Linked DNA regions of Homo sapiens: region 2 is linked to region 1. A link is a loop called in an ENCODE intact Hi-C map of the cell type or tissue named here. Cell type or tissue: dorsolateral prefrontal cortex. All regions are shown on one strand. Each heading gives the region's core, and the rest is flanking DNA. Links, peaks and the distances in the headings are about the cores only. Region 1 has its middle 70 kb from the start of RHOB. Region 2 has its middle 29 kb from the start of PUM2.

What was found. A loop is a pair of places that touch in the nucleus more often than their neighbours do. Peaks named below come from ENCODE experiments on the same cell type or tissue, not always from the same donor. Only the 100,000 strongest peaks of a DNase experiment are listed, where the experiment ranks them.
Region 2: a loop joins it to region 1, with 2.1 times the contacts of the local background. A loop is called at or near these places in 1 of 110 quality-filtered maps.

The regions. Positions count from the first base shown.
Region 1 is chr2:20,511,845-20,522,193 of GRCh38, forward strand. No RefSeq gene overlaps it. Among named protein-coding and RNA genes, the nearest start is that of RHOB, 70 kb to the left of the region's middle. RefSeq lists silencers at 5,399-5,448, 5,479-5,528, 5,539-5,638. In dorsolateral prefrontal cortex, for the core only: no CTCF peak of the experiment used is centred there; DNase peaks (open chromatin) are centred at 4,863 and 5,417; H3K4me3 peaks cover 691 bases; H3K27ac peaks cover 2,493 bases.
Region 2 is chr2:20,374,465-20,384,813 of GRCh38, forward strand. No RefSeq gene overlaps it. Among named protein-coding and RNA genes, the nearest start is that of PUM2, 29 kb to the left of the region's middle. RefSeq lists an enhancer at 6,821-7,652. In dorsolateral prefrontal cortex, for the core only: CTCF peaks have their summits at 4,761 (motif pointing right) and 4,962; a DNase peak (open chromatin) is centred at 4,787; H3K27ac peaks cover 1,163 bases.

The DNA of each region.
Region 1 (10,349 bases), core at 3,107-7,106:
AGCCCCTTAGCCCACCGCCTGTGGATGCAGGAGGGAGGGCCGGTGAACCGCCCTCCCCATTGCTGTGTCTTTCTGCCTCTCACTTTCTCTCAGGCCCCATGTCCACAGTCTGTTCTGCCTTTTTAAGAACAATGAGTCAATAGGCCCAACTTGCTGTGCAGGGAATTACGTTCAGCTGGTGTAATTTCCCCCTTACCTAGAGAGAAAGGCCAGCATGAAGGTGCAACCGTGAGGACCGTTCAGTTGCATGGGAGAGGAGAGGAGCACATGGGGAAGAAGAACCAGGGTGGCTGGGAGTGGACAGGATGCCCCCAGTTTCCAGCCCCTGCCTCTGGGGCATGTGTGTGAGGCTCAGCTGGCAGCCACCACAGGCATGGCGGATGCATGGCTATGTCCTGTGTGGCTCACTTACCAGGAGCAAGCTGTCTACCCAGGAATGGCCTCTCCCCTCCACCCCGAGTGGTCAGAGCCGGCCTCTCACTGAGCCCCCAAAGCTGACAGGGTCCCCTGGATCATCAGGCCTTGACTACTCAACCCAGAGACTGCTACCCCAAAGTGGGGCTTCTGGGCCCTACGGCCCCCCTCACCACCCCAACTCCGCCATGGCGGGAGCTGCCATTAGAGATTTGCAGCTCTATCCCCTCAGGGCTCCCGTTCTTCTACCACAGCCACCAGGAGCCACGCTGAAAGCCATCATGTCCCGAGGGTGACCTGGGCTGCATGCTCTGCCTGGACCTTCCCAAAGGCATAAGCCTCAGAGCTGAACAAACATGGAATCAAGATCTGAAATGTGGCTGGGCGCGGTGGCTCACGCCTGTAATCCCAGCACGTTTGGAGGCTGAGGCGGGCGGATCACCTGAGGGCAGGAGTTTGAGACCAGCCTGACCAACATGGTGAGACCCTGTCTCTACTAAAAGTGCAAAAATTAGCTGGGTGTGGTGGTGCGCACCTGTAATCCCAGCTACTCGGGAGGGTGAGGCACAAGAATCCCTTGAACCCAGCACGTGGAGGTTGCAGTGAGCCGAGATTGCACCACTGCACTCCAGCCTGGGTGACAGAGGGCGACTCCACCTCAAAAAAAAAAAAAAAAAAAAAAAAAGAAAGATCTGAAATGTAAATGCCACCGTTTTATCAGATTAAGCATCATCCCATCCTATTGAGGGTCTTTTTTTCTTCACACAATTTCCTCCCCGTTTCCCCAAACAACACTATGTTGGTTTCTGTTTCTCCTGCACTTGGCCTCCTTCCCTCCCCACCACTCCCACCCTGCTATCTGTGCTGCCTCGACAGCTTCCCAGTGGGTCTCCCAGGGTCACGCGGCCCCCTCCACTCTGCATTCCTCATTGCCTGCCTTGGAGTGATCTTTCTTCCACACATCTCACCAACCCTCACTCAAAACCCTTTTGTGGGCTGGGCACAGTGGCTCACGCCTATAATCCCAGCACTTTGGGAGACCGAGGCGGGTGGATCACTTGAGGTCAGGAGTTCAAGACCAGCCTGACCAACATGGTGAAACCCTGTCTCTACTAAAAATACAAAAATTAGCCTGGCATATTGGCGGGTGCCTGTAATCCCAGCTACTGAGGAGGCTAAGGCAGGAGAATTGCTTAAACCCGGGAGGTGGAGGTTGCAGTGAGCTGAGATCGCTCCACTGCACTCCAGTCTGGGTGACAGAGCAAGACTCCATCTCAAAACAAACAAACAACAACAAAAAAAACCTTTTTGTGGCTCCCACTTACCTGCTGAAAAAGTTCAGACCCGTTAGCTGAGAACTCAAGGTTCTCTATAATCTCCCCCATTTATCCGTCCGTCCTCATTGTTGTCTCCCAGTTCCCTGTGCCCCAGCCACAGCAGACTTTTCATGCTCTCCAACGCCTGGGGACATTGCCAGCCTCAGGACCCTTTGCCCATACCATCCCTTCTACCTGCTGTGACTGTGTTGTGGCTTGAACTGTGTTCCCCTCAAAAGACCTGTTGGGATCCTAATCCCTGGTACCTGTGACAGTGACTTTATTTGCAAATAGAGTTTTTGCAGATATAATCAAGTTAAAATGAGGTTGTACCAGTTGGGGTGGGCCCTAAATTTAATGACGAATGACCTATAAGACAGCCATGTAAAGACACAGGGACCCAGAGATGCACAGGGAGAAGGCCATGTGAAAACAGAGGCCGAGGCTGGGGTGATGCCCTCAAGCCAAGGACACCAAGGGCTGCCAGAAAGCTCCAGAAGCAAGGAGAGGGACATGAAGCGGGTGCTCCCCCAGACCCTCCAGAAAGGACTGGCCTGGATGACACATTGCCTTTGGACTTCTGACTGTGAGGCGGCACCTTTCTGTTGCTGCAAGCCACCAAGTTTGTGGTGGTTTGTTGTGGCAGCCACAGGACACAGGCAGCCTGGCACCTGGATGCCACCCACAAACGCGTCGCCTGAACACAGCCTGCCCTTCCTCTGCATCCAGTCCCTTTCCACCTCCTCCCTGACACCTTGCTTCGTGTTTCCTGAGAGCTGTGTGCTCCTGCTGAGGTACTTCTCTCTGACACCTGTTTTCTAGCTCTCCATGTAGCCGTCTGGCCCCACCACTGGAAGCCCCTTCAGGTCTGAGTTCCCTGGGGCTGGTTTGGTTTTCTCTATAGTCAAGCTTGAGGTGGGTAATCAGGACAGCCCCCAGCCAACCCAAGGACGGTGACTGCTCCATCAGGAAGCACCACCTATTCCATTAGCAAATATATATCGAGCACCCAGTGTGCATGAGGCATTCTTCTAGGTCCTGTAAACAGAGCCATGAACACACTGGGGGCCTCACAGAGCACATGCTCCAGGGGGAAAGATGGTCTACACCTATCACATGGCACTGCCACAAAGGACTCAAGAAGAGCAGTTCAAGGGCACAGATAGTCCTGTTGGGGGAGCATTCCTATTAGGAGGAAAAAAAACTCATTACACAGACCTCCGCATAGATGATGGCCCAATTGGGGTCAGTCTGGGGACAGAAGACAGCATGAGTCAGCCACACTTCAGCCATCTGAAAAATTCTCTGTGCTCCCCTGTTGCAGACAGAGAAACTGAGGCAGGGGAGTGCTGCTGTTTTTTTCAGGGTATCTCAGCCAGGCAGGGGCTAGGACTGGGAGTCAAATTGGAAGCCCCTCCCGCTTCTGACTTCATCCCTCTGGTTTCCTGTTGAGCCCTCTGGAATGCATGTTTCCCTGCAGTGACGCATAGTCAGGGAAGGCAGGCGCTGGGGCCGTGCCCTGACTGAGTGTGAGGTAAGGGCTCTGTATTAGTCAGTTTTCACACTACTGATAAAGCCCAAGACTGGGTAATTTATAAACAAAAAGAGGTTTAATGGACTCACAGGTGTACGTGGCTGGGGAGGTCTCACAATCATGGCAGAAGGCGAAAGGCATGTCTTACATGGCGGCAGACAAGAGAAGAGAATGAGAGCCAAGTGAAAGGGGAAACTCCTTATAAAACCATCAGATCTTGAGAGACTTATTCACTACCATGAGAACAGTACGGGGGAAACTGCATGTTTTCAGCTCTCTCTCACCGGGTGCCTTCCACAACACGTAGGGACTATGGAAGCTACAATTCAAGATGAGATTTGGGTGGGGACACAGCCAAACCATAGCAGACTCCTTTCTGCTGTTCCCCTCCCTGGTCATGTGACTCACATGCCCTGCAGTGAATCCTAACAGCAGCATGAGAGCACAGCAGCCAGAATCCCCCCGGGTTGGACACCCTGTGATGGCAAGGTTAAGGGGTCACCCGACAGTCAGAGAGGAAAAGAGCAGGTGAGTGTCTCAGATGCGCACACACCCAGCCACCTGTTGGGAGTGGACATGAGCAGGGTTGGGCGGGAGAGGTAGTGTGTGAAGGTGTCCCCAAGTATCCTCTGCCTGGAGCCAGGCAAGAAAGGTAAGAAGTCACGTGTCTTCCAAGAGTGGCACCAGATGGAGGCCTTTCCTGTTTGAAATTGACTGGGTTTTAGGCGGCTCTGGAGCTTCTTCTTTGCTCAGCTGATGGCAAAGCTCTTGGAAGCTTGATGGTGGGACAAAGCTTAGAAGCAGTTAGAAGTGCTAACCAGGCACGGGGGGTTCAGAGGTGGCGGGCACACTGGGAAGTGCCACGGAGAGGCTTTGAAACTGGGCAGGCTAGTCAGTGCATGGACTGATTCAGCCCAGCAAGTATTGATTAAGCACCTGCCATCTACCTGGCACTGTGGGTTTACAGTGTGGGAGCAGGGCAGAGGGAAGTGCCAGCACATCCCTGCAGAGGGATGAAGAGGTGGCAGTGGTGAGGTTAGATAGCTCGAGCCCAGTGCAGATGAAGATGGTGAGAGCAGAGTCTGTGCACCCTCAGCCCATAGCAGCGAGAATCCTGCTGGTTGTGTACAAAGAGGCCAATACACCCGTAGGCCACAGGAACCTAACTCTAACTTATTAGAGTGGGAGCAGGCCCTTCTCCTACTCAGTTTCAAGGATGGTCCTTCCTGGAGCCAGAGGACTGTCGGAAATGACTGTGTGGGTCCTTCCAACCTGGGGAGTCTGTGATTCTAAAAACAGGCAAACAACCTCAATCTCCCTGGATCTCTGCCTTCCCACCCCCAGCCCCCTCTTCCTTAGACAAAGGGCTCTTGGAGGGATCTGAGGCTCATTTCATAGAAAGCTGAAAATAATATGAAGTAGAGTTTCTATTTTAGAGGGTAACACTTACATAAGGTGGGATCTTTCAAAATGTTCAATCTGATACCTATTTAGGGAAACATCAAACAGCCCCACAAACACAGCTCGGGGGAGGAGGCCACTCTGTTCTCCTCCGCATCCCCAGCTGGCTGAAGTGGTCTGTGGAGCTGCGGGGCATCTTAGATGTGCCTCCTGGCATGAGCAGGTGCCATGGGCTGGCTTCCTCAGCCAGGCAAGCCTGTCATCCTGCTCACTGCCTGTCCCCTGCATGGGTCAGAATCAGGGTGCTTGCTGGAGACCCCAGAAGGGCTGGGCACCCCCAGAGATACTGCAGGTGCCCCATGGAGGAAGAAAGCCTCCAGGTCGTGTGAACCTGGGACCTCAATCCAGGTCTTTTGGCACTCAGACCTCAAGCACTTTTGTTTGTGCCACATGGTTCTTGAGAGTTAATAAATAAAGGGCGGGGGAGCGGGAAGGAATGTCCTAAAGGCTTACTTGGTTAAATCTTTACCTACTTCCATTACCAGGCTCAACTTTGAAATTTCAGAAGGAAAGGAAGAGATGAAAAGAAAAATGTCACATTTCAAATCCTTCCCACAGTGACTCATTTCAGAAGTGGGGTTTCGTCCTTTTTAAAAACAGAATCAATACCGTCTTTCATGAAAACAGCTTTTGTTTCCCCTTCAGCTGCAAGCCTGACCGATCCTTCTTGGCTCAGTGCAGAGCCAGAGAAGGAGGCCAATGAGCAGCTCTCATTGCGGGCCTGGCAGGAACACCAGGGCAGGGCAGGGCGGGAGGGTGGGGAGTGCTGTTTGGAGGGAAAGAAGCTAGAGAGACCCTCTGCCTTCTTCAGGAAAGGCCTTCACTGTTAACACCCCCATTCCCACCAGCTTCTAGGCCCTCACCCCACCCAGTAAAGCCAAACATCAAGCAGGGGACTGTGGACGCCACTCATTTTCCTAGAGCATCCTGGTCAGTGGATTTTAGAATGGTCCCAGCACCCCAGAAACATTTGGGTCTCTCCTCCTCACCCCCATATGGGGGTCAATCAGTGGACAGCCTAGGCACCTGCTTATGGGGTACTTTATTTAAATGCCTTAATAATTGTTACTTTTTGTTCTTTTGTTTTTTGGATGGAGAGACTCAAACATCTGTGCTCTGCATGCCACCCCTTTAACAGTTTAATACACTTATACTTTAAGTATGTGTACATTTGGAGCACTTACCTTGGACTTGGACAATTAAACACACTTAGGTTCATTTATTATGTATTTCTTTATTTTTATTTTTTTGAGACGAAGTCTCACTCTGTCACCCAGGCTGGAGTGCAGTGGTGTAATCTAGGCTCACTGCAACCTCCGCCTCCTAGGTTCAAGCGGTCCTCCTGCCTCAGTCTCTGGAGTAGCTGGGACTACAGGCATGCCCCATGACGCCCAGCTAATTTTTTTTTTTTTGCATTTTTAGTAGAGGCAGGGTTTCACCATGTTGGCTAGGCTGGTCTCGAACTGCTGACCTCAGGCGATCCACCCACCTCGGCCTCCCAAAGTGTTGGGATTACAGGCGTAAGCCACCGTGCCTGGCCTATTTATTTCCCTGATTACCTCTAATAATTTTACAGAAGTCGAGATACAAAGCTCCAAAGGGACACTCCATTCTAGGCCTCCATCCATGAGCATCCTCTACTACATTATTGAAGAGCTAAAGTTTGAGTTGAGTGTTTGAAGATGAAAAAAAGTTTTTTAGACAGACAAGGATGTGAGTGTTGTGGGGATGGGAACAGCTTGTGCAAAGGTGCATTAGAACCAACAAGCATGGCCTACTCAGAATTCAGCAATTGATTCAAGCTTGCAGCGGGGACAGGGAGCACGTGGAGTGGCAGGGTTCTGTTGGAGTGGCAAAGGGTGGATTGTGCTGGGGCTTGTAAGCTACACTGAGAAGACCAGGCTATCCTGGGAAGAATGGGAGTTTTTGAAATGATTTAAGAGTGAAATGAACTTCTGAGATCAACATTTTACAAGGAATCTTAGGTCTTCTGCCTTGGAGCACCATTAACAATGGTCCCCTTTCTCCAAAGACTAAAATGTTTCTCAGATCATAAGGGGGACAATGAGTATCCAATGGCAAACGATGCTGCTATGATTTGAGTAATGGTCTCTCCTCCAAAATTGATATTGGCACTTAATCCCTGATGCAACAGTATTAAGGTTTGTGGCCTCTAGGAGGTAATTAAATCATGAGGGCTGTGCCTTCATGAATGGCATTAACACCCTTGTAAAAGGACTTGAGGTTGAAGGGAGTCTCTTCCACCATCTTCCTTCCATGTGAGGACACAGCAACTAGGCACCATCTTGAAAACAGAGAGCTTCCTCACCTCTCTGTTGGTGCCTTGATCTTGGACTTCCCAGCCTCCACAACTATAAGAAATAAATTTCTGTTCTTTACACATTACTCAGCCTAAGGTGTTTTGTTAAAGCAGTAAAAACAGACTAAGACAGATGCCTTATCCTCACTGATCCCCATGGCAGGAGAACCCCTATCCTGGCCTGTGCCCATGGAAGAGCCTGGTGTGATGGGCCAATTAAGCAACTGCCACAGAGAGGGAGCCCTGCCTGAACCCCCTTTGTTGACTGCTGCAGCCAAGTATACCATCTCAGTAAAGAGGGGCTCAAGAATGGTCTCAGATGTGGGCAGGCCCAGGGAGAAGGAGCTGTCCCCATTCTTGAACCATTGTCAGGTTGGCCATTGAGTTGGGCTGAGTTTGGACTTGGCCAGGATGGAAAGTGAGGAAGAGGAGAATGGACAAAGAAAAGTGGCCCTGGATATTAGATGGTGGGGCCTGGGGGTTGACAATTCCTGTCTCCTGGGGTAGCGCAGTGCTGGCCACAAACAGGGCATCTGGTGAAAGTTTGCTGATTGACAGATAGGGCGGGCTCCTGCTCCCTCCACCTAAGCCTTGTGTCTCTGAGAACCCCCTGGAGGAGAGGACACAGCTCTGCACCTCCTGTGGCTGGAGGGCTTTGTACCTGGAAGTCACCTTGGCAGGAAGCCTTTCTGCCTCCCTCCTCATCCCGCTTCCTGCTATGATGCCCACTCATTCAGCTTTGCTTTTTTCCCATTTCCTGCTGCCAGGACTGTTCCATGTTTCACTAGAAGGGAAACATTATTGTCCTTTCCACTTCTTACCCCTTCCACCAATTTTCTTTTTAGGTAATAAATTTGTTCCTTAATGAGCTTCCTCAGGATCCAGCCAGGCCCCAGTCAAGGCCTGTCTCTGCCTTGGCACCTCAGGCACAGTCCTGGAGAAGCCAGGACCAGACCCCTCCCCAGGGATCAGCAGCAGCCTCCACCGGGACTCGGAATGTATTAGGCCATTATCCCACCAAAGATGGAAGCCCAAGCCCATGTCCTCTCTTCCCCAGGGTTCAGAACAAGCCCAGCAACACTGTAAGTAGCAACTGCACTAGCAACAATGCCCTCTGGTTAAAGCCATGCAGATAGCACAGGAAATCGGAATGGCAGGGGCTTTCAAGATCAAAGTCAGTTGGATCTTTTTTAGGGGAAGGGCGGATCGGGTTTTGAAAGGATTCAGAGATGGAGGAATTAATCCTGCCGTTATTTTGCAGACACCAGTTCTTTCACGGTGGGCCAGTGGCACCGTATAATCCAAGATGAGGCTGCTGCCCTGAATGCAGAGAAAGCCTCGTTTCCTTGCGTTAAACCCCACATGGGATGCTGTCCCTCTCCCACAGGGATGGGGCAGGCTTGGTGGGATAGCACTTGGAAAGAGCGCATCTCATGCCCGCCACGTGGCAAATGGTCAGTGACCCCCTAACAGTGATGCTGTGACCAGTAGCTTCCTACCCAAGGGGAGGCCAGAGCCTGATGTCCCCTCTTGCCCGTGGAACAACTCGAGGCCAAGTTCTGATCCTGATATCACTGTTTGGGGACAAAAGTCAACTATTCACTCCACTGGAAGATGTGGTTCACTCCACAGTCTCTGGGATACGTCAGACCAGCATAAGATGCCGTTGAGGAACAAGCCAACATAGCAAGGCTGCAACTACCACAGAGATAGCAAGGAGACAGGTCATATGGGAAGAGGATGGCCTTGGTGGGAGGTAGATCTGAGTTCCAACTCTGGCTCTGCCACTTAAAGCTGTGCCACCTTGTGCAAATCTCTTCACTTCTCTGAGTCAATTTGTCATCATCATTGTCATTGTCATCATTGTCATCGATACCATTCACTGAGTGTGCACTGTATGCCAAGCAGCCATCTCTCATTTGATTCTCATAGCAACTGTATGAATAGATATCATTACTCCTATTTTAAGCACAAAGAAAGGAGGTTCAGGGAGATTATTAAACTTGCCCAAGACCAACAAGTAAGTAGTTAAGACAGGTTTTCAGCCTGACTCTCGCTGATTCCAAAGCCTATGTATGTGGTGGGTTGCATGGTGGTCCCCAAAAAGATATGTCCCTTTCCTAAGCCCCAGAACCTGTGAATACGATCTTATTTAGAAAAACGATCTTTAGGCCTGACACAGTGGCTCAGACCTATAATCCCAGCACTTTGGGAGGCCGAAGTGAGCAGACTGCTTGAGCTCAGGAGTTCAAGACCAGCCTGGCCAACATGCTGAGACCCCATCTCTAAATAGCCTGGAGTGGTGGCATACACCTGTGGCCCCAGCTTCTCAAGAGGCTGAGGTGAGAGGATCTCTTGAGCCTGGGAGATGGAGGTTGCAGTGGGCCGAGATTGCACCACTGGACTCTAGCCTGGGCAACAGAGCGAGACCCTGTCTCAAATAAAAAAGAAAAAGAGTCTTTGCAGATGTAATTAAGTCATGGATCTTGAGATGACGTCATCTAGGAATATCCAGATGGGCCCTAAATCTAAAGACAAGTGTCCTTAGACAGAAGAAAAAAAAGACACAGAGAAGAGACGGTTATGTGAAGACAGAGGTAAGATTAGAGGTCTGCAGTCATGAGCCAAAGACCTCCTGAAGCCACCAGATGCTGGAAGAGTCAAGGAAGGATTCTTCCCTGGAGCTCTGTGGGAGTAAGGTGCTCCCAGCACCTTGATTTTGGACTTCTGGCCTCCAGAGTTGTGAGAATAAATTTCTGTTGTTTTAAGCCACTCGGTTTGTGGTTATCTGTCACAGCAGCCACAGGCTACTAACACACCGTGCAATGTATTTAAGTGCGTTTTATTGCTATCAAATGGTCCCTGCACCCCCTGCCCTGCATCTCCACCAGCCTCAGTTCCACCTGCTTGCTGGAGCAAACGGCAGTGGAAAAGTTCATCAGTTCTCTTAGCTCCTTCCAGGCTCGTCTCTACCCATTTGACACCGGCCCTGGTTAGTATGTCCAAGTGGCCTTGAGCCACCTCCCTGAGAAAGTCACTCTCTGCTAGGATGGAGCAAGTCCTGCAGACTGCGGGTCGGGGAGGGCTTGCCGCAGCCTGGGCCACAGGCTCTCTCCTCCTGGAAGCTAGTCTGCCATGGCTTGTGCTGTGCAGGACTCAAGGTCACTTCTGGTTTAAGCCCCCATCTCATTGACAAAGGAACGAGCAGGGGACAGCCATCTGAGGGGAGGGCATGGGGAACAGCATAGGTGGGAGCCCCAGTTCTCCCAAGCTATTCAGGAATCGGATCGAGTCACTCCTTTCC
Region 2 (10,349 bases), core at 2,908-6,907, 140 kb before region 1:
CCGTCTCTACTAAAATTACAAAAAAAAAAAAAAAGAAAAAATTAGGCAGGTGTGGTGGTCTACTCTTGTAATCCCAGCTACTAGGGAGGCTAAGGCACGAGAATCTCTTGAACCTGGGAAGCAGAGCTTGCAGTGAGCCGAGATCATGCCACTACATTCCAGCCTGGGTGACAAATTGAGGCTCTGTCTCGAAAAAACAAAAACAAAACAAATACCTCCTAGAGCAGAGCAAATGCTCTTTTAGAAACACCATGTAAAGAGCAAAAGTAAAAACAACAACAACAAAAAAGCCTCAGAAACTAGAAACTAAAAAAACCTAAAAAAAAATAAAGAAAAAAAAATTTTGAATTGATGAGTAAATGGCATCCATAGGCCTGATTTCACATAAGGGATAATCAGATCAATATATCACCCAGTCAATGCCACAGAATCAGACCGTATAGTTCAGAGATCTAAGATGAATAAAAGTCTAGATGGTGAGACAAGAACCGGATGAAAAGACAGTCATTTGGCAGCGAGGAGCAAGCGACGGGCCTCATCCTCACTCTCGCCCGGCTTGTCCTGGGCCCTCCTGCGGCCCTAGGAATTGCCTGAGGGACAAACAAAGTGGACAAAGTCGCTGACAGACCTGAGTTACTGCCTTGGTCCTGGTGACCCTGCTCCAGGCAGTCCATCTCTGTCTGCGATCCATTGATCCTGGCGCCACTCCTGGTGCTTCATTATCGCCCAGAGGGGCCTCTGGAGTGCAAGCCACAAACAGGGAGACAAACCCAGGGAAGACTCCATACGGTTCCACAGCAACCAGCCAGTTCTAAAGTCAGCGTCCCTGGCTTCCAGCTCCAACACTGGACATTCCCCCGTGGCTCCCCTGCCTGGGAATCTGGTGGAGGCTGATTGGGCAGCCCAGGGGATGCCGGTGGGGTGCGGGGAGGAAAGGCTGCAAGGGCAGCTTGGCTGGATCATGGAGGCCCGGGTGAGGCATTCGGACTTACTCTAAGGGCAAGAGAGCGAGAGACTGCAGCTTGGAGAGGACAGCGGTGCTTTGGAAGATGAATCTGGCTCATTGTGCTAAGAAAAGGAGGGAGGAGAGTAGCTTTCTAGGTGACCTGGGGCAGTGGCAATAGGTATGAGGGACGTGAGGGGTCTGAGACAAGCAGGGAGGGTGCATTGCCCAGCCTTCCTGGTTGTGGGTGAGGAGCTGTCGGTGAGGACTTTAAGCGTTTAAGCCCCACGATCAGGTGTTGTGGATAGGAGTTTGGATAATAATTCTGAAAAACAGAGCCCCACACACCTTAATCCCAAATGTTGAAATCCCAAGAGATCACAATCCCAAAAATATAATTCTGGAAAAAATAATTTTGGAAATTATTTTAAAGACATTTACTTACATTTTAAAAGGGGATTTATTTGAGAAACATATAAAAACACAATAACACTTCATAGGCGACTTGACACAATATGAGAGGCAATAGCATACATCATTTTGCAACCATAAAGACTCAGGTAGAATAAAGACAGTCATAGGAGTATAACAGTCAAGAGCAGAGGAAACATATTCATAAACAAATAGGTCCAAAAGGGAAATATATAAACACATGTCACTATGGTTGGTAATTGTGTGTACCCAGCTTTATTTAATTTTTCAAAATACTTAAATACAAAACACTCTCCTGTCCAATGCACCCAGCTCTATAACTGTGGTCATCTGAAATACTGTGATGGACAACCTAAGTCTTTTGATGAGATCAACCAAAGATAAAAAACCGCAGTGAGTTACCCCTGTGTGCTCAAAAAATTTTATCTTTCACAAATGCCAGTGAACAAAAACGGACATCTCTTCATTTACTGAGGAAGTTTCAACGTTTTTACATACATGCGCATTGCTTACACACAAAGGCAACATTGAGGTAATGTAATTTTGTGGAAGCAAATTTGGGTAAAATATAAAAGTCTTTATAAAATTTATACCTCCCCTATTGGAAATGATGCGACGATGACATCCATTGCATAGCTGAGCATGGTGGCACACACCCATAGTCCCAGCAACTCGGTAGGCTGAGGCAGAATTGCTTAAGCCCAAGAGTTTGAGGTTGTACTGTGCTATGATCATGCCTGTGCGTAGTCAATGCACTTCAGCCTGGGCAACATAGAGAGACCCATCTCTTAAAAAAAAAAAGAAATCCATAGCATAGTGAGTTGTTGAAAGTAATGCTGACAATTTAAAATAGTGGGAAAAACTAAAAAAATAAAAACAGAAAAATTGACATATGAAAAAGTGTATTACAGGGATAGATTGTGGGTAATTGCACATAGGTAGACCGTAAGAGCTAACCAACTTTGATGATCATTATTACATTTTGAAGTCCTGCATTGAGATGAATAGTTGCTTTTTTTCTTTTAGGGCATGGCTCTTCTTAGCAAATATGTTCACATTCATTTTCAATGTGGTGTTGCTCTTTTTGAAATTCTTGGCCAGGCACAGTGGCTCACACCTGTAATCCCAGCACTTTGGGAGGCTGAGACGTCCCAAATATGGTGAAACCCCATCTCTACCACCACCATCACCAACAAAAAGTTAGGTGGGCATAGTGGTGCGTGCTTGTAGTCCCAGCTACGTGGGAGGCTTAGGTGGGAGGCTGGCTTGAGCCTGGGAGGCAGAGGTAGCGGTGAGCCAAGATATCAGGCCACTCCACTCCAGCCTGAGTGATAAAGCCAGACTTCGTCTCAGAAAAAAAAAAGAAAGAAAGAAAAGAAATTCTTCCATGATTCAGTATTCCCTGTTACATTTTCCCATCTTTTTTTTTTTTTTTTTTTTTTGAGACGGAGTTTTCTCTGTCGCCCAAGCTGGAGTGCAGTGGCGTGATCTCAGCTCACTGCAAGTTCCCCCTCTGAGGTTCAAGTGATTCTCATGCCTCAGCCTCCCGAGTAGCTGGGATTACAGGCATGTGCCACCACACCTGACTAATTTTTGTATTTTTAGTAAAGAAGGCGTTTCACCATGTTGGCCAGGCTGGTCTCAAACACCTGACCTCAGGTGATCCACCCATCTTGGCCTCCCAAAGTACCCAAAAGTGTGAGCCACCGCAACCGGCCTACATTTTCCCATCTGCTGTGCCATGTTTCTATGTTGTTTTGGGGACTCAGAAATCCATTTCACATGCCCTCATATACAGATCATGAATTTGGTGGAAGCAATACTGGCGATAGGACAGCAACACCATGTCTTCTTATTCTACCATGAACATAATTATTTTCAAACCAGTCAATAACTTTGCTGGCTTCTTCAGGCAAATGAAGCTTTATATTTATTAAAAGCTCCTGGAATTTCATCAGCCAGATGGAATATTCACCAATGCAGAAAATGACGCATTTTTAAACTGTAATTTTTGTTGTCGTTCAGATAAGTGGCCAATCCACTCATCTGAATTTTCCACCAAATGCAAATAAAAACAATAATGAAGTAATAGTTCTGCTTAATGTGGTGCAACTGACATGATACAACTGTCCTGCCTACAACTGAAAATGTTCGAATTCCTTTCTCAGAATTCAGCTTTCAGGATTTTAGTCTTTTGGGGTTGTGATATTTAGGATTTTAGATGGTAGGGATTTTAGATCTTTCAGGATTTCACCATTTGCGATTATGGTGTTTGGGATTTTTTCTTTTGGGATTCTGATTGGCGCCATGCAGAATGCACTCCTGGGAAAAAAGTCTCAGACAGACATCCAAAGGTTGATTCGGCTGTTCTTTTGGGCTCAATGCCTACGGAAGGGAAGGGGAGGAAGCAGGATTGGGCAGATGGAGAAAGTGAGCTGCAGTACAGCTTCAACAGAGAGCCCTCTGACCCTCCCGGGAGCTGCAAAACTGGGACCACCCTGCAGAGTTGTGCCAGCCGGGGCAACGGGTCTGGGTCTTTGTGTTCTCACATTGATGGGTCACAGGATGTGGACCTTTCTGGGAAAGGAATGAGCTTGGGTGAGGGGCTCTCTGCAGTTGAGGAAACCCCTGGTTTTCTGCCGGCAGTGCTTCTAGCAGTTGGGAGAATAAACCCCTCATTCCTGAGGGGAGCCTTGGTGGCCCCTCGCAGTGTTTACCATGTTAAGTAAACATGGTAGGGTTGCTGAAGATTAGAGACGCCACAAAGAGGAGTGGGTTTGGGGAAGGCGATGAGCTCCATTTTGCACATAGTGAGTGTGAGGTGTTTCAGGGGCGTGCACGAGGGGTGTTCAGTGGATAACTTGGTGTACAGGTCTGAAGCTCTGGAGGGAGGTCAAGAATAGAACTACAGATTTAGCAAAAATATAAGGATTGGGTGGAAATCAGAGGAATGGATGGGACAGTTGGAGTCAGAAGGAGATGACACCTAAGTTGACCCATCTGGCAGCGGGTCCTCGGTGCAATCTCACAGGAGGAGGCAGCCGGATAAGATCAGCAAAGAACAGTGGCTCAGGAATTCCCAACTCCGTCAGAGCTATTGGTGATGAATGAGAGCCCTGGCCACACTCGCCCTCACAGAGCTCTCAGGGACCAATGTACAAATCAGGTGAAATATGCACTGCCCAGTGGGAAGCTGAATTGCCCGGGAATGAGACTGCTTCTCCCTACTTCTCGCCTGTCCATGTCCTTCTGTTTCCCCTTTGCCTTGACGCCCTCTCTCTCTCTCTCTCTCTGTCTTTCTCCTCTTTCTCCTCTTTCTCTCTGTCCAGTTCTTCTCTCTCCCTCTGTCCCTCTGGGCCCACTAGAGGGCGGCAGCCCCCAGTCCAGGCCTGGGCGTCCACCCTCCCAGCCTTTGCCTGGGCCTGGTGCTCCCGTAGGGAGCGGTGCCAAGATTGCTCTTGGGCCGTGAGGCAGCTCCTCTCCCAGGACTCTGTCCTGTCCTTATAGGGCTCTCGTGGGTGGGAAATACTGGGTTCAGTAGATAGGGCAGGAACGGCTGCTTCTTTGCCTGGCTTTGCTGAAGCTTGGAGGCTGTGGCCAGCTGTTCCTGCCTTGACAGATGGGAGAGGCCTGGCACCTACTCGAGGTCTCTGAGTTGACAATCACTTTCTCCTTCTTGCTCCTGGGGCTGTAGGGCCACGGAGCTTTCAGAAATCAGGACTTGGTCTTGTTCCCATCATTTGTGTCCCAGAGTGTTCTTAAAAGGATTTCTTTTTTCTTTTTTTAAAATTTTAAGTTCCAGGTACATGTGCAGGATGTGCAGTTTTGTTACATAGGTAAACGTGTGCCATGGTGGTTTGCTGCACCTATCAACCCATCACCGAGGTATTAAGCCACGCACGCATTAGCTATTTATCCGGATGCTCTCCCTCCCCCTGCCCACCCCACAATAGGCCCTAGTGTGTTTTGCTCCCCTCCCTGTGTCCATGTGTTCTCATTGTTCAGCTCCCACTTATAAGTTAGAACATGCAGTGTTTGGTTTTCTGTTCCTGTGCTGGTTTGCTGAAGATAATGGCTTCCAGTTCCATCCATGTCTCTCTCAGGGACATAATCTCATTTCTTTATATGGCTGCATAGTATTCCATGGTGTATATGTGCCACATTTTCTTTATCCAGTCTACCATTGATGGGCATTTGGGTTGATTCCGTGTCTTTGCTATTGTGAATAGTGCTGCAATAAACATACGTGTGCATGCATTTTATAATAGAATGATTTATATTCCTTTGAGTATATATCCAGTAATGGGATTGCTGGGTCAAATGGTATTTCTGGTTCTAGATTCTTGAGGAATCGCCACACTGTCTTCCACAATGGTTCAACAAATTTGCATTCCCACCAACAGTGTAAAAGCATTCCTATTTCTCCACATCCTCGCCAGCATCTGTTGTTTCTTGACTTTTTTTTTTTTTTATTTTTAGACAGAATCTTACTGTGTTGCCAAGGCTGGAGTGCAGTGGCGCGATCTCAGCTCACTGCAACCTCCACCTCCCGGGTTCAAGCGATCCTTCCACCTCAGCCTCCCAAGTAGCTGGGAGTACAGGCGTGTGCCACCTCGTCCAGCTAATTTTTGTAAGTTTTAGTAGAGACGGGGTTTCACCATGTTGGCCAGGCTGGTCTCAAACTTCTGACCTTAGTGATCTGTCCCCCTCGGCCTCCCAAAGGGCTGGGATTACAGGCATGAGCCATCGTGCGCAGCCTGTTTCTTGACTTTAATAATTGCCATTCTGACTGGTGTGAGATAGTATCTCATTGTGGTTTTGATTTGCATTTCTTTAATGATCAGTGATGTTGAGCTTTTTTTTCATGTTTATTGGCTGCATAAATGTCTTTTTCTGAGAAGCGTCTGTTCATACAGAAAGAATTTCTTGACACCAATATTGTCCAGGGTATCAAAGGCCCTGGGCTGCTCCACTCCACCTCATGCAGGACCCTCTCCCTGGGCTTCTTGCCAGGGTGTGTGAGGCCCCAGTGCTTCCTAAAAGGCCCATTGTGACCAGAGATCCAAGGAGCTACATCTGAGAAGCATGCATGGCTCTGTGTTGCTGAAGGCATGGTTAAGCTAGGAGAAACTACATTTTCCCAAATGACGGGGACAAAAATGGAATGATCTTGTTGGGGAAAGAGTGTGCTTGGAAGGAACCCCTGGAACAGCAGGTTGGGGACCAGAGTGCTTGTCTAGAGGGGGCCCCAGCAGCCACGCCTCCCTTCTACCCTCTCCCTCCCCCAGCAGCCCAGGGACTAAGCTGTTAGAGTCCAAATTCATTTATTTTCACGTAGCTATCCAGTCTCCCAACATCATTTGTTGTAAAGACAATTCTCCATTGAATTATCTTGATACCCTTCTTGAAAATCAGTAGATCATAAATATATGAGTTTATTTCTCGATACTCTCAATTATATTCCATTATCCATGACTTATAGTAGTCAGCTAATGATTAGAAAGAGCTTTCCTTGAACACCTGATACCAAAATATCTCCCAGTCTTTGCAGATGGGCTTTTTGTAGGTGTTGGGACAGATCTTCAACATTCAGCCAGGTGGTTTGCAATTGTGCCTTAGCCCTCACCTGCTTGAACAGAGCCTGAGGGGAAGGTCACCCTGACATGGAATTTTAGAGCCTTATCAGGTCTTTTCTGAGCATGCGTACCACTTTAGGTGTGTGGCCTTCTAGATTTCCAGGAATCTATGAGAAGTTTTCAAAGTCCTTATTGCCCGAAGGAACTCATTCCCCTAGGCTTTCCATCCAAGTGCATTAGTTAGTCTATTGTATGCCTTGACTGTTAGCAATTGCTGCCTGCTGTGTTAGCTTGGCTGAGTTCCAAGTTAGATGAGCTAAGGGCAGGCCTTTTGAGCTGGTCTTCCAGGGACAGAACCAATAATTACAATTCTTTGTGTTCCCATTCTGCTCCCTCTGGGACAGTTTGTAATACTGGGAATACAGGCTGTTATTTTCAAGGCTACTGCTGAGCTGGGGAGAGGAGGATGAGACCAGAGTCAGTTAAAATGTCACAGAGACCCCCTGCTCTTACCAGGATGCAACTGTTTTACTAGCTTAGACACTCTCCTGATTACTATAAGCTTTTGATTAGTTTCCAGAATTCTGAAAAAGTTGGCTGAGTGTGGTGGCCCACATCTGTAATCCCAGCACTTTGGAAAGCTGAGGTGGAAGAGTCACTTGCCGCCAGGAGTTTGAGACTAGCTTGGGCAACATAGTGACAGCCTGTCTCTATAAAGAAAAAAAAAAAAAAAGAATCCTGAGAAAGTTAATTCTTACAGTATTTTTCATTGATTTTAGGGAGGCACAGGCTTTTGGAGTTTCTTATTCCACCATTTTCACTGATGCCACCATCACACCCATCTTGTATTAAAAGAGGGCCTCCAAATTTTTTTTTTTTTTGAGATGTGGGCTTGCTCTGTCGCCCAGACTGGAGTGCAGTGGCACGATCTCAGCTCACTGCAACCTCCGCCCCCCGGATTCAAGTGATTCTTCTGCCTCATCCTCCTGAGTAGCTGGGACTACAGGTACGCGCCACCATGCCCGGCTAATTTTTGTATTTGTAGTGGAGACCAGGTTTCGCCATATTGGCCAGGCTGGTTTTGAATTCCTGACCTCGTGATCCGCCCACCTCTGCCTCCCAAAGTGCTGGGATTACAAGCGTGAGCCACCATGCCCAGCCTAAAAAAGGACCTCCAAATTTTACATGCTTCAAGCGCCACAAAACCTGGATCCACCCCTGGGTGAGGTTATAAGAGGAGGACTCAGTCAGCTTTGGGTATGACCTCATTATATGGTTGCACTTTGATTATCTCTGGGCATATGGGCAACTGAAGCTTCTAGGTTGAGGTGACAAAGTATTTTGCAAAGCTGGGAAAAGGAAACTTCCTTCATTTCTGCATGGATCCCAGCACCTCCCAGCACTTTGAGGACTGGAAGCTTTGGAAACACTGCAGGCAGCATCCTTGGATACATTGGCGTTTTCATAGGAGTGAGGGGCCTCCGCTGCAGTGTCATGGGTATAGGGCAGTGGTTGGCAAACTGCAGCCAGTGGGAAAACCTGGCCTGCTCCCTGTCTTTGTTTTATGGCCTGTGAGCTAAGAACGTTTTTTACATTTCAAAAAGATTGGGGGAAAAAAAGCAAAAAAAGAATAATATTTTATGACATACAAAAATTATATGAAATTAAAATGGAAATCTCATTGTTCATAAATAAAGTTTTATTGAGAAACTTGCCACACTCATTTGTTGACATATCGTCGATGGCTGCTTTCTCACAGAGTTGAGTCACTGTGACAGGGACTGTGTGCACAGCAAAGAGTAAAATATTGACTACCTGGTATTTTCAGAAAAAGCTACTGACTCTTGGCATTGGGCACAGATGGGGAGAATTGGGGCAGGAGAAAGAGCAGAGGAGATGCCATACATAGAATGAGGCTGGCAGGCTGGCTTTCAGCACAGGTAAGACATTTCCTGAGAAGTCCCTGAAACACTTCAGAAGACTTTGCAGGGGACTGGAGGTCACGTATGATCAAGGTGAGTAAGAGCAGGAAGCGTGAGTTTTCGACGTCAACATAACTTCATCCATCTCCGTAGGAGAATGGGACATAAGCATTTTCATATTATTCTCATGAATACTTTTGTGGGAGAATCATCAGCCACATTTTACAGCTGTCCTGGTTTATAGATGGCTCATACAGGATGATACTGGTAAACAATAAGCAGGTTATGTTATTACCACTTCCTTGGAGACTGGAAGCAGCCTCTTTGCTTTAGCTACTTCAGTCCAGCAGACAGAGCTATTTGCCCTCATTTGAGCCTGCTTCCTTGCCAAGAGAAAAACCGCTAACATTTATACAGATAGTAGATATGCATTCAAACTTGCTCATGATTTTGAAAGATTGTGGAAGCAGAGATGTTTTCTTGTTTTAATTTTATTTTCTCATTTTCTTTAAACATTTTTAAAAAATTTAATTAAAAAGCTTTTTTTTTTTAACTTTAAAGATCAGATTTATTTGGAGAAAACAAAAAACCCACAACCCAAACGATGGGATTTTACATCTAAGGACATCTCCCAGATATTAAGTCTACAGATTACAAATCTTTTCATAGAAGATATTTTTGCACAAAGTTTACATGTATTAAGGAGTGGGACATAAATCAATTCCCATTTGTATTTTTGTTTTGTTTTGTTTTGTTTGAAACAGGGTCTCGCTCTGTCATCCAGGCTGGAGTACAATGGTGTGACCTCGGCTCACTGCAACCTCCGCCTCCTGGGTTCAAGCGATTCTCGTGCCTCACCCACCCAAGTTGCTGGGATTACAGGCGTGCACCACTAGGCACAGCTAATTTTTGTATTTTTGGTAGAGATGTTGGCCAGGCTGGTCTCAGACTCCTGGCCTCATGTAATCTGCTCGCCTCGGCCTCCCAAAGTGCTGGGATTACAAGCATGAGCCACCATGCCTGGCCCCTGTTTCTATTTTAACAGAGGGCCAACATACGGGAGTGAGAATAATTTTTAAATTTTTGAATCAGAAAAGCCTCCTGAGCCAGTGTAGGCTCAGGGCCTCCTTTCTTCTAATAGAGACAAAATAAATAATGAACCTCGTGTAAAAGACTTATTAGATGCAAAGCAGCTACCTGCTGCTCTGGCCATTATTAAGATTCCAGGACATTTGAAACTAGACTTCATGGAGGTTAGAGGAATACCACTTTGCTGATAATGCTACAAAGAGTGTTCCTCTTAGAGATCCTTCTGATCAAATCTCATGGCCTAGTTAGAAAAGTTTCCAAAAGATGATCTTAGAACAATTACTAAAGATGCACAGAATTGGGCACCAGAGGTCAAAAAACAAAATTGGAAAAATAATGGCTACTGGTTTGATGACTGGAAATAATTTTGGTCCAGGCATGGTGGCT